2 separate regions of the Homo sapiens genome follow, and region 2 is linked to region 1. The links are chromatin contacts, found by Hi-C or POLR2A ChIA-PET in ENCODE. All regions are on one chromosome and are shown on one strand. Each heading gives the region's core, a stretch centred on a gene start or an enhancer-like site at or near the end of the contact. The rest is flanking DNA. Distances are from core to core; before and after follow the strand shown. Region 1 has its middle 94 kb from the start of LINC02834. Region 2 has its middle 87 kb from the start of LINC02834.

Region 1 (6,331 bases), core at 2,789-5,288:
TGATGGAATACCCTGCCGTGTGAGGTGTTAGTGTGCCCCTGCTGGGGGGTGCCTCCCAGTTAGGCTCCTCGGGGGTTAGGGGTCAGGGACCCTCTTGAGGAGGCAGTCTGCCCATTCTCAGATCTCCAGCTGCGTGCTGGGAGGACCAATGCTCTCTTCAAAGCTGTCAGACAGGAACATTTAAGTCTGCAAAGGTTACTGCTGTCTTTTTGTTTGTCTGTGCCCTGCCCCCAGAGGTGGAGCCTACAGAGGCAGGCAGGCCTCCTTGAGCTGTGGTGGGCTCCACCCAGTTCGAGCTTCCCGGCTGCTTTGTTTACCTAAGCAAGCCTGGGCAATGGCGGGTGCCCCTCCCCCAGCCTCGCTGCCGCCTTGCAGTTTGATCTCAGACTGCTGTGCTAGCAATCAGCGAGACTCCATGGGCGTAGGACCCTCTGAGCCACGTGCGGGATATAATCTCGTTGTGCGCCGTTTTTTAAGCCCGTCGGAAAAGTGCAGTATTCGGGTGGGAGTGACCCAATTTTCCAGGTGCCGTCCGTCACCCCTTTCTTTGACTCGGAAAGGGAACTCCCTGACCCCTTGCGCTTCCCGAGTGAGGCAATGCCTTGCCCTGCTTCCGCTCGCGCACGGTGTGCGCGCCCACTGACCTGCGCCCACTGTCTGGCACTCCCTAGTGAGATGAACCCGGTACCTCGGATGGAAATGCAGAAATCACCGTCTTCTGCGTCGCTCACGCTGGGAGCTGTAGACCGGAGCTGTTCCTATTCGGCCATCTTGGCTCTAGTTTTTTGTATTTTTAGTAGAGACAGTGTTTCACCGTGTTAGCCAGGGTGGTCTTGATCTCTTGACCTCGTGATCCGCCCACCTCGGCCTCCAGAAGTGCTGAGATTACAGGCATGAGCCACCACGTCCAGCCTAGAAAATGGGTTTCTATTATTTGAGGACATCAATTAGTTGAGTTGTGTGCAGTGTGGTGGTGGAGACAGTGGAGACAGTTGAGCAGCATGTGTGCAAGCACAGACACATCAAAGAGAGAGGTATGTTGGGGGGAGCGTGGGTTCTCATCTGACCCCACCTGTGTATAGGCCCCAACTCTAGCCTGATTTCCTGATTTTGTACAAAGATGACAAGCTCATTCCCAACTTCAGATCTTTGCTATTTGCTCTTCTATGTCTACCTACCAGCTCCTTTGCCCTGCCTTTCTCACGCAGCAACACTTTCCATCCCTTACACGTCCATTTATTCTCTAGCTTTCATGGGTCATTTCAAACCTTACCCCCATGCCAGTGCATGCTGGGTAAGTCTGAATTGTAGACCTGAGTGCTTCTGTTTGTATCATCCTACACTTTTTTTTTAAAGTATAGTATTTAGTATCTTAAGTCTTGCAAAAGCTAAGTTTGCTATGGCTTTACTTCTGGATATGCTATAATTTCTACCACAAAGAGTTGGTGCTCAATAAATATTTCTTACTCGATCAGTAGTCATAATGAAAACAATGTAAACAAAGGTATGAGCACCAAGGGTGTAAAAATGTTTTGAGAGTTGTGGGGGAAGCAGAGCAATAGGTGATTTAGTGGTCATTGCCAATCCCAAGTGTTTTCACTGAAAATATGAACTCAGCCATTTAAAAGTGGCTAATAGGTTTGTTTTTGTTCTCACCTAGGTTTCTGTGACTGGCAGATACAGCATGAAATGTGAGTTCTCTGCAAACCGTAGCTAATATTGGAAATGTGTATTGTGGCTTGAAGTTAGGTATCCTACCTGAGCTCACGTATCTTTTCTCTTGCTTCCAGCACAAGAAGGTGAGATTCCACACAGCATGATAATTACCTATTTACCTGCCAAGGCCACCCTCTTGGTGGCTCATTTCTCTAAGGAGAACCTGGGCTCATCACATTCACCACTGTTTCCCTGGGCAAGGCCTCCAGAGCCAGATAGTACATTATCCCTGAAATGAAATTTGAATCAAACACTTCCAGAACAAAAAAAGTTTTTAATTGTCTGTGAACTGTTTTGACATTTTTGTTGCCAGGTAGGTAGGTATGGAAAGTAGTTTTTAAAATAGACATCAGGATCTGTGACCTTTTGCCAGCACGGTCTGATGTCTGAGCTCATGTTTAGTTTAAAGGGCTACCCCTCCAATAAAGATAAGCTTATTAACACATTATTCTCTTTATTTGGCTTTTTAAACCATGATTCTCCTTTGAGACCCAAATTATTCAAACACAGTAAAATGTAAGAAGTGGCAGTGGTCCAGTAGACATAGATTTTGCAGCAATTCAAATCACAGAATTCCAAATACAAAAAACTCACATTTAGGATTAGAATATTGCTGTAGTTTTGTTTTCAAGGTAAATACAGCGTGTGTGTTTGTGTGTGTGTGTATGTGTGTGTGCATACACCATGAGGTCCTGAATCAAATTTGTTCTGTCAATTGTGTTATCAAAAAGAAAAATTACAGGCTAAGCATTCCTAGAGCAAATATGTTTTACTAATATCATATATTTACAATTTATACTCAAACTGCTTCCCAAAGATATTTGAAGCAATTTATATTAATAACTATATATAAAAAAATTCTGTTGTAGCAATGACTCTGTACCAATCAGAAAAATTACAAGCTATACATTCCTAAAGCAAATATGTTTTACTAATATTATCATATATTTATAATTTATACTTAAACTGCTTCCCAAAGATATTCAAGCAACTTATATTAATAACTACATATAAAAAATTCTGCCGTAGCAATGACTTTGTACCAGTCACTGTTCTATTTTTTACATACGTTTCTATATCTTCATATCTGTGTTTTCTGTTTATGTGTATTAACTCATTTAACTGTCCCCATTTTACAGATAAGGAGACTGAGGCACAGAAAGGTTAATTAGCTTCCCCAAGTTTACACGGCTGATGAGGGGCAGAGCCGGGATCCAAACCTAGGTAGTCTGACTTCAGAGCCCAGACCCATGCCCTCTGCCAGCATAATTAGAGTAAAACTGGACAATTCAATATCATACAGAAGTGAGGAAGGAAACAGACCTAAGGCATCGGCTAACATAGTCATTGTGATTAGATATTCAATGCGAGTCTCAAAGTCTTGGCAATTAAGACATAAATGGAAACATATCAGTGAGAGAAAGCCCGTCAGTTCAAAATTCCTGATGCTGAATTTATTTATTTATTTATTTAGACACAGAGTCTTACTCTGTAACCCAGGCTGGAGTGCAGTGGTGCAATCTTGGCTCACTGCAACCTCTGTCTTCCAGGTTCAAATGATTCTCCTGCCTCAGCCTCCCGAGTAGGTGGGATTACAGGCATGCACCACCACGCCCAGCTAATTTTTGTATTTTTAGTAAAGACAGGGTTTTGCCATGTTGGTCAGGCTGGTCTCGAGCTCCTGACCTCAAGTGATCCTCCCACCTCGTCCTCCCAAAGTGCTGGGATTACAGGCATGAGCTACCACACCCAGGCTGATACTGAATTTAAAAAGTAACATCATCATGCAAATGTTTTGGGGGGCTATAAGGCCTCGACTGGTTTACTCAGGATAGTTTAGTCAGCATGTATGTGGGGGAATGGCTGGGTGTCGACTGACCTCTGAGTCTTCCTCACAGGGGCTGGTACTGCTAGCACGGAGGAAATGAGAGGGGGGGACGGGTAATGCCTTCTGGGCCAGCATGTTTGGGGCAAGCAGGGTGTACCTTATGGGGACACACTTTCTGTCAGGAGCAGAGCTGGGCCTCCAAATGAAAGGCATCTGTTGTTCTCAGGCACATTCTTGGCATTTCATTTGAGAGAAATGCCTGATGGCCAAAATACCAGCAACGTGCTTGTAAATAACAAATTCCTCAGAGTTACTGAACACATCTCATCCTCTTTTTCAAAAAAGCTTACAATCATTCTTTTGCAGCTTACATAGATGTATTGTTTGCACACCAGGGTTTTTCCTGTCAAATATAATACATTCCTTTGTATCCTCTTGCAATGATTTTGAAACACACAGTTATCTACCAGAGACTTAGTCCTGAATTCTGGCACCTGAGCATGCATTGTCATGCCTTGTGAGATTCTCATTGAGTGTGCTGTGGGAACGAGCAGGCAAGGCCCCCACTGAAAGCATGGCTGATGACATAGGGTCAGAATCATTCATTCCTTCCACAAATATTTCATGAGTTAGTTCATGGCACATGTTAGGATCTACACTGGGGATTCAATAATGAATCAGGCGTAATCGCTGAAGGAATAGAAGGTCCTTTGGAAAAGTCTGATAGGACATATGCAACTATCATACAGAGTGATAGGTGGTAAAATAAAATTAATGACAGGGTGTTGTGGGCTCTTATTTCAGCAGGGGGCAGAAGTGAGCACAGAGAGATCCTTGAGGAGATGACATCCTAGCTGAGCAGTTGTTCTGAAGATGAGAGTAAGCAATGCTGTAGGAAAAGGCTGTTAGGAAGAAAGGGAGGCATCAGAAAGCCTGGGACAATGGGACAGCAGGTGCTCTGGAAACTCTAAGCAGTTTGGAATGGCTGTAGCACATGCAAGAGGTGAGCTGAGGGGCATGCACTGTCTGGGTCATTTAGTGCCGTGGAGCGTGCTAATAAGTTTGGACTTTCTTTTTTTGGGCAATGTGGAGCCAATGAAGAATTTTAGGTAAGGAGGTAGCATCGTCATCATCACTATCTTTTTCATTGCTCCTTTGTATGACTTATGTGTTAGACAATGTTCTAGGTGTAACATACACAGTATTGCAGTTGATTCTCCCAACAATTCTCTGAGAGAGATACTATTATTATTTCCATTTTGCCATGCAAAGATGGGCTTTAGAGAGTAGAGTCTATTAGCTTGCTGAGGCTGCCAGAATAAAGTACTACAGACTGGGTGGCTTAAGCAACAAAAAAATTATTATTATTATTATTTATTATTATTTTTTGAGACAGAGTCTTGCTCTGTCGCTCAGGCTGGAGTGTAGTGGCATGACCTCGGCTTGCTGCAACTTCCACCTCCCAGGTTCAAGTGATTCTCCTACCTCAGCCTCCCGAGTCGCTGGGATTACAGGCATCTGCCACCATGCCTGGCTAATTTTTTGTATTTTTAGTAGAGACAGGGTTTCACCATGTTGGCCAGGCTGGTTTTGAACTCCTGACTTCAAGTGATCTGCCCGCCTTGGCCTCTCAAAGTGTTAGGATTCAGGCGTGAGCCGCTGCGCCTGTCCCAAAAAATTATTTTCTAACAATTCTGGAGGCCAGAAGTCCAAGATCAAGGTGACGGCAGAGCTGGTTTCTCCTGGTCTCTGCCCTTGGATTGCAGATGGCTGTCTTTTTCTTATGTCTTCACGTGGTCTTTCCCCTGCACCTGTTTGTGCCCTGACCTCCTCTTCTCATAAAGACACCAGTCAGATTGGATTAAGGTCTACACTAATGACTTCATTTTAACTTAACTACCTCTTTAAAGACCCCATCTCCAAATGCAGTCGCAACTCAGCATATAACAAGAAGTAACTTGATCAAAGTCACAGAGCTGGTAAGTGGTGGTGTGTGGAATTGAACCCAGGCATTCTGACCTGGAGCCCGAGTTCTTAACCATTATGTTGTAAATCTCAGATTTGTGTTTCAGAAAACACATTGAATGTAGAATAAGGAACACACGCTGGAATGGGTAAAGTCAAAGTGAAAAGGACCAGTGAGGAGGCTTTTGTAACAGGTCTAACTGAGAGAGAATTGCACTGAACTCTAACAGTAGCAAGGGGAGTGCCCACAAATTGATACCTTTAGGAGAGATTAAGGAGGTATGAGAACATGGTGACTGAGTGAGAGAAGGGAATGAAGGAATGGACGAGTTGAGAACATCTCCTAGGTTTCTGGCTTGGACACTTGGTGGATGGGAGTGCTGTTTACTAGGAAGATAGGGAACTGACGCTGTTACCAAAGTCCTCTGCATTGAAGGTCTTTGAAGATCTTCATGACAAACCCTGCTCTCTCTGCACTACATGTTGGGGCTGATTGTAAGAATCATGGTTGGCTGATTCAAGATAGACAAGTATTTGCAGCTGCTCAGCACTCTAAAAAATGCATCTCTCTCCTCTTTCCAGAAAGGCTTAAGCCTTTCTTGAAATGTGTATTTTCTTCTGTTTTCCTTTAAATGTTACTTTCTGGATTTTCATACTTGGATTCATGGACTGATTTCTCTGTCTCCTGCTCTGTGCATCAGCTCAGTGAGAATTCGAGAACTCTCTAGTTGTATGTGTCTATGTGAGCATGTGTGTGTGCCTGTGTATGTGAGTGCTGTGTGTAGTCCTAGGTTCCACCAGCTCTGTGGTCACATGAAACTG
Region 2 (6,331 bases), core at 2,127-4,626, 180 kb after region 1:
CTAACCCCTAGTTCCAGTGAGTGTGACCTCATTTAAAAATAGGGTCTTTGCAGATACAGCTGGGTTCAGATGAGGTCATTGGGATGGGTCTTAACCTACAGTGACTGATGTCCTTAGAAGAAGAGAAAACTTGGACACAGAGACACACAGAGAGGGAAGGCCATATAGAGACAAATGGGGTGAAGGCGGCCATGTGACAACAGAGGTGGAGAGTGAAGTTATGCTGCCAGGAGCCAAAGAAAGTCCAGGGCTGGAAGAGGCAAGGAAGGATACTCTCCTAGAGGCTTTGGAAGGAGCATGGTTTTGCTGACACCTTGGTTTCAGACTTCTGGCCTCTAGAACTGTAATATAATGAATTTCTCTTGTTTTAAGCCACACAGTTTGTGTTATCTTGTTAAGGGAGCCCTAGGAAACCACCACAAGTTGCCTGTTAGCTATTGTTCAGAAGTCTTATGGTGGAACTCGGTTGGGAATACAATACATGGCTGGACAATATATTGAGGCCTTCCGTAAACATCACTGACCTCTAGCAACTACTTTAGCTAATGCTATTCTTTGAGTATTGGAAAACACTCTCATGACATAATTGTCAGAAGCCCCTGTGCCCCACAAAATTTTCTTTATCCATGGCCTACATGAGAGATTCATCCCTTTGAGTTGAAGAAAGTTTATGCCTTAACTCCCTTTTCAAATAGAAAAGATGCCTGAAGGGGAAAGCTCATTTAAGAGTGAGTATCTCATTCTTTGATTACTATGGGAAGAAAGTAGAGAAAGTGCCTCTGAAAAAAAAGGCGGTTCCCAGGAGCTTGATGGGTGACCTGGAAGTCAAACTCTACCAGTTCAGGATTTGCTCCTCTTGTCCTGGGCTAGTTTTGAAAATTTTAGTAGGAACTTCAGCTATGTTTTGATAATCTAATTATTATAGAAATCCAAGAAATTGATAATGGATACTTGGCAAAATAGAGAAGGAAAGCAGCAGCTGTAGGTTATCATGATACTCTTAACTTTACCTTACTAGTATATTTCTTTCCTTTATGTATGTGTGAAAAATAATTCTTTTCTTCCCCATTCAAAAAGAGATCCAGAAGAAATATTTAATTGCTGGTGAGATTGTGTTTAGAGTTTAGAAATAGAACCCCGAAGTTCTTGAAGGTGGGGGAGCACAGACATTTCCTATGGAGTTGGCTTAAAATTGTATGTGTTAAGATTCTTTCAAGGATCAAGAAAAATTTGTATAAAGATAAAAGCAACCAAGTTGGCAGAGATGTGAAGAAGCTTGCCTCTCAAAGGGATTCTGAGGCGGTTGAACCTAAAGAATTGCTCTTTCATCTCTTCCTGAAGGGAGTTCCTGACAGCAGACTCTTGACTTAAATCAAGTGTTTCCAAATATTTCCTGAGTCCTGCTTTTATTTATATTTTTAATCAGCAACTATAACTAGATATCACCCAAATTCAACTCTAGAAATAAATTCCATGCAGTTGAGTTCAGATCTATTGACTTGCTCCATCAGAGAGACAGAGAGAGAGAGAAAAGTCAGGAGTTTTATATACATATATTTGGAATTGAGATCCTTTATGCAAAATAGCTCGTGATTAGGCCATTAGTCTCTACAGAGTTACTTTATTAATGCACATCAGTCAGTTTTCAGGAAGGTACGTTTCAGTTCAAAAGAAAAATTAAGAAATAGTACAGCATTAAGGTGGAGAAAAATAAAATCTAAGAAAAAAATTCAGCATGAAATTAAAGGAGAGCCTGACTATGATCCCATTTCCCCATCTGAGCCCAGAAGATAAAAACTGTAATAAATTCATTCATCTACACCCACTTTAAATATTGGAGCAGATCAGCAGTTTCACTGATGTACAGCCAGACTTTGAAGTCTATCTGAGCTCTCTGGAATTCAACCAGCCACTTTCCAGACCATGTAATGTATTGCAGATCTTTCCACATTATGCATTCCAGATGGCCACAGTAATTCTTTGTGCATTTTCTCCTTTCTTATTTGGGTTACTGGGGTAATTTGGGAATAAAGAGTGTATGCTACAAAGTGAAAATTGACATACAGTTACTCCGTTGTGCTGCTCAGATGACAATGATGGATATTAAAGAAACTGAAAGAGTTAAATACATATATAGAGAGAGAGAGTGCAAGGGGGTGGGGAGAAAGAATGAGGAGGGAGTTTTCCCAAGGAGTTCTTTTTGCTGCTTGCTAAAGGAGGGAGCTGTGGCTGTGCTGGAAGCACTACGATTGCTTCATAACTGTTTTGTGGGAGTGCAGAGGAATTATCAGCTCTCCTCCCCCGCCTCAGCTCCCTAAGCCAACAGGCCATCACCTTCACCTTGAAGCCAGGTGATCATACAACTTATCTACAAAACCAGGGTACTTCTGAGTGTGAAGGGGGTGCTATTAAGAATTACACCTGGGCAATGGGCCTAAACCCCATTCACAAATCAGGGCATGTGTTTACCCCACCTCGCAGAGTGGCTCTCCAGGAGGATGCTGAGCTGTTTAAATGCTAGTTGTATTTAATTCAGCACTTGCTCAGGGTGAAGAGGCTGCCAAGTGGCTGTTGACCCCCGTGTTTGTGGCGACTGGACTCTCCAGGTCCCCACACAAAGTCAACACGTGCAGTTAATAGGCAAAAAGCGTTTGGTCACCAGACGGGCTGTTTCACCTCTGCGGCACTCACCCTCACTTGGGCCAGCTTGCCCTGAGCTGATTTATGTGGCATCCTAGGGCCCTGACTGAGTGTGCCTTAGGGTTGCTTCATTGTTTCTATTCAGACTGTGAGAGGGATCTGTGAATGAAGTGAAATAATGGTATGCAACCCTTTCTAGCCAAGGAGACAGTCTTCTTAAAAAATCATTTTTAAGATTGCCTTTAAATATCTCTACTGCAAATGCAATGTGTGCTTTCATTGCCATTGTTTTTCTACATAAAGCCCCCCTTTGTCGTCCTGCTGTAGCAGGCATTCTCAAACTTTGCTATACATCAGAATCACCTGTAAACCTTGCGAAAGTGAATGCCAGAGCCCCATCCCTGGAGAATCTGATTAAATAGGTCTCACAAACATCTGGAAGAAGGGTCCAGCTGGAAGAATCTGCAGGAGATAAAAATCCTATAGAAATCAAGCCCTCTGCAATTGTTTTTCTCGTAAAATTCTTCTTCATGTCCATGAAAACACAGTCCTGGAAACCCAGCCAGCCTTCCAGATTCAATGTAGGGAATGACTCCTCTTCCAAAATCATCTGAAAGCGATGACTCTCATCTGGTGAAGAAAGATGGATTTTATTTTCTGAGACACCAAACAAACTATTGCAAGCATCTCGCTGTTTTTCCAAGCTGTTCTCATTTGCTGGCCCTGGTGGTGAGGGCTATGCACACAAGGGCAGTTTTCTTTGCAATGAGGCAGGAAGCTGAGGAGCGTGTTCTTCCAGGGGAGCTGCAGCTTGTGTTTCACGGACGTAAAGGGCTCCCAGATTTGGAGGCAACAACTGGAATTTCAGACTTGGAGCCAAACGCCCAAATATTCTAGGGTTGCACAACAGGAAAAAAAAAAACATGTGTATCTGTGTCTGTGTTTTTGTGCCCAAAGACATGGACAGATAAATCTCACAGAAAAACTTTATTTTTTCTCAAACACTCAGGAAAATTGGCCCTTCGTTTATTTGCACAAAGACCGCTGTGTGATTCAGATGCACACCCAGTTCAGGAATACTCATTGCCATGTAAAATGTAGGCTGTTATGAATATTCTTTTTCCCCTGACTGTGACAATATTACATGTTTATTTTTAAACACTTGAAAAAAAACAGAAAAGGGTAACAAGAAAAGCAAACCACCTAAAACCATGCCTGTCAGAGATAACAAATGTGAATATTTTAGAGTATTGCCTGCTGAGTTTTATATTTTCATAGTACATGTGTCATCGTATGGAAATTTTAATTAGTATGCTGTTTGATCAAGTTTTCACTTAGTGTATTTTGAGACTTGCTCCATATTGTTAAATATTATTTACAAGATTTTAGCTTTTTATTTTCTGGCTGCACTAGAAAGACAGATTGAAAAAACAACTCTGTCTACTATCTAACCAGTAGTTTGTTTCCTTTTTAAAGTATTTATATGTTGCGGCTGCAATTAATTGCCTTCAAATAAAAACTTCTATTTAACATAACTGATGTATTGAAGGTCTTGTTGCATACTGCTGACTTGAAACCTGGGCATTTTAACTCCATCCATGCATGGCCATTGTTGAGGCCGGCCTCTGTGAGGTCAAGCACTTAGAGTAGGAAGTTTGTATTCTGTACATGGACTCCACAAAACCCCATGAAATTCCCCTGCCAAAGTTGAGAACTCATTAATTTCTGCCAGCTTTTCTGAACATGGTTACTTTTGGAGATTTGCTATAATGGCAGGAGTTGTGAATTCCAGCATTTGAAGAATGGGGTTGGGATATTTCTTGGTCTCTTCATAGCTGTCGCCATCGCTACCCGTGTTCCTTTTGGGGAGCAGCAGAGACAGCAGGCGCCTTGTTGGAATCAGAACCTGGACAGAAAAGCTTTTTTTTCCCCACTGGTCAGGAACTACTACTTATGCACACTTTCCTGGCTCTCACTACGGCGACATCAGCTGCTCCTTCAGCACACTCACCTGCTATTGAGCCCTTCGCACCTCCTGTTTCCCCACCAGGCTCTTTTCTCTCCCCTGACCACTCTCTTTTATCAGCTCCATCCCCTCCTATCCTCTGAACTTCTACTTGTTCTTCATGTCGCAGCTTAAGCAAGGTCAAAGCCAACTAAATGAAGGCAACTCAGGCCTTGATCTGCGAAGACCTCCCCATCCTCAGCAATGCTGTGGATAGTCAGATACTTTAAGGTTTTCCAAACTTGATGGGTAAAGATGAAAGCAATATTTTATTAAAAGCTGCAATCACTGTTATTTGGCAGGAGGTGGAGACTTAAATACTTCTCTTTTTTTCTTTTTGAGACGGAGTCTTGCTCTGTCGCCCAGGCTGGAGTTCAGTGGTGTGATCTTGGCTCACTGCAACCTCCGCCTCCCAGATTCAAGCAATTCTCCTGCCTCAGCCTCCCAAGTAGCTGGGACTGCAGGCACCTGGCACCACGCCTGGCTAATTTTTGTATTTTTAGCAGAGACAGGGTTTCACCATGTTGTTCAGGCTGGTCTTGAACTCCTGACCTCAGATGATCCACCCGCCTCGGCCTCCCAAAGTGCTGACATTATAGGCGTGAGTCACTGCACCCAGCCAACTTAAATACTTCTTAACAGCAGACTGTCCAGGGGAGACCATCCCCAGGGGACACTTGGTAGATGTGTATAGAACTGGGTCTTCATAGTCTATGAAAATGGAGTTATCGGGTGCTAAAATTGCTTTGCATGTGAAAAGGAGAAAGGTATTTATATGAAGGAGGCAGGGAAGCATTTCTGTACACTTCTTTTATTTTAGGCTTTTTTGGAAAGGTAACAGGATTGCCAAGATGTCTATGTCCCACTTTGACTTTGGAGCTGGGTCAGGCCTTCATCTTAGTGGAGAGAGACCAGAAACTGAAAAGCTGCTTTCATGGGAGATTTTGTGGGGCTCTGGGCACAATCAAAATTATTTGGAGCCCAGAAGGACAATACTCAGCATCTCTGTGATACCCCAAAGATCGGCAGCTTTTATTTTCCATGCTATATTCTGCCTGTCTGGTTTTTGCAGGTAGGTAGGGAAATAATTGGCCTTTTGGTATTTATTGATATCAAGCAACATTATCAAATTTTCCTGTTAGTTCCAGTGATGTTTTAGCTAATTCTCTTGGATATTTAGGTAAATAATCAAAGCACCTGGAATAAATAATTTTCCTTCTTCTTTCTTGTGGTTGTGCTTTTTACTCTTATTTTACGCCTTTTCACAATGAGAGAACCCACATTACTGCCAAATTGGGTGGAGTAATTAAAATGCTGTTGAGCTTCTGAGCAGCTGTGGTAATGATGGATTTGAGAGCAGAGAGGTAGGAGGCTGGAGACAGAGCAAGCAGCTAAGAAACCACTGTAACATTTCAGGAGAAAAACAATGATGTCCTAAGATAATGGATACAAATTTGAAAACAAAAAATTATGTATAGACACATCCATCCAACCATCCATCCATCTATCTATTCATGCATACATATGCCTATATTTTAGAGGCCATATTGAGTGTTTTTGGTGATGTGTAAGTCAACAAAAATAACTCTCAGGTCCCCAGCCTGAAGCTTGGTGGTCTAATTAATTACTAGCAAAGAAACATTTTAATAGACAATGAAATCATTCATTTATCTGTAAAGGAATGAT

The links. Hi-C counts contacts between places; a loop is a spot of excess contacts on that map. ChIA-PET counts read pairs that join two places held with the same protein, here RNA polymerase II (POLR2A). Pooled maps may share reads with other maps.
Region 2: a loop to region 1 is called in a map of IMR-90, with 9 times the contacts of the local background. The contact joins two enhancer-like sites. A Hi-C loop is called at or near these places in 2 of 168 maps with a recorded cell type or tissue (IMR-90 and PC-9) and 2 of 50 pooled maps. POLR2A ChIA-PET finds 5 or more read pairs at or near these places in 1 of 52 experiments (common myeloid progenitor, CD34-positive).

What each region holds. Positions count from the first base shown.
Region 1 is chr9:86,611,278-86,617,608 of GRCh38, forward strand. No RefSeq gene overlaps it. Among named protein-coding and RNA genes, the nearest start is that of LINC02834, 94 kb to the right of the region's middle. RefSeq lists an enhancer at 4,203-4,704. Within about 2 kb of position 4,039, at least 4 of the 41 ENCODE cell types and tissues checked have a DNase peak (open chromatin) inside an H3K27ac peak, as active enhancers do; they include IMR-90, where a contact is called at or near this core.
Region 2 is chr9:86,792,620-86,798,950 of GRCh38, forward strand. No RefSeq gene overlaps it. Among named protein-coding and RNA genes, the nearest start is that of LINC02834, 87 kb to the left of the region's middle. RefSeq lists an enhancer at 1-222. Within about 2 kb of position 3,377, at least 9 of the 41 ENCODE cell types and tissues checked have a DNase peak (open chromatin) inside an H3K27ac peak, as active enhancers do; they include IMR-90, where a contact is called at or near this core.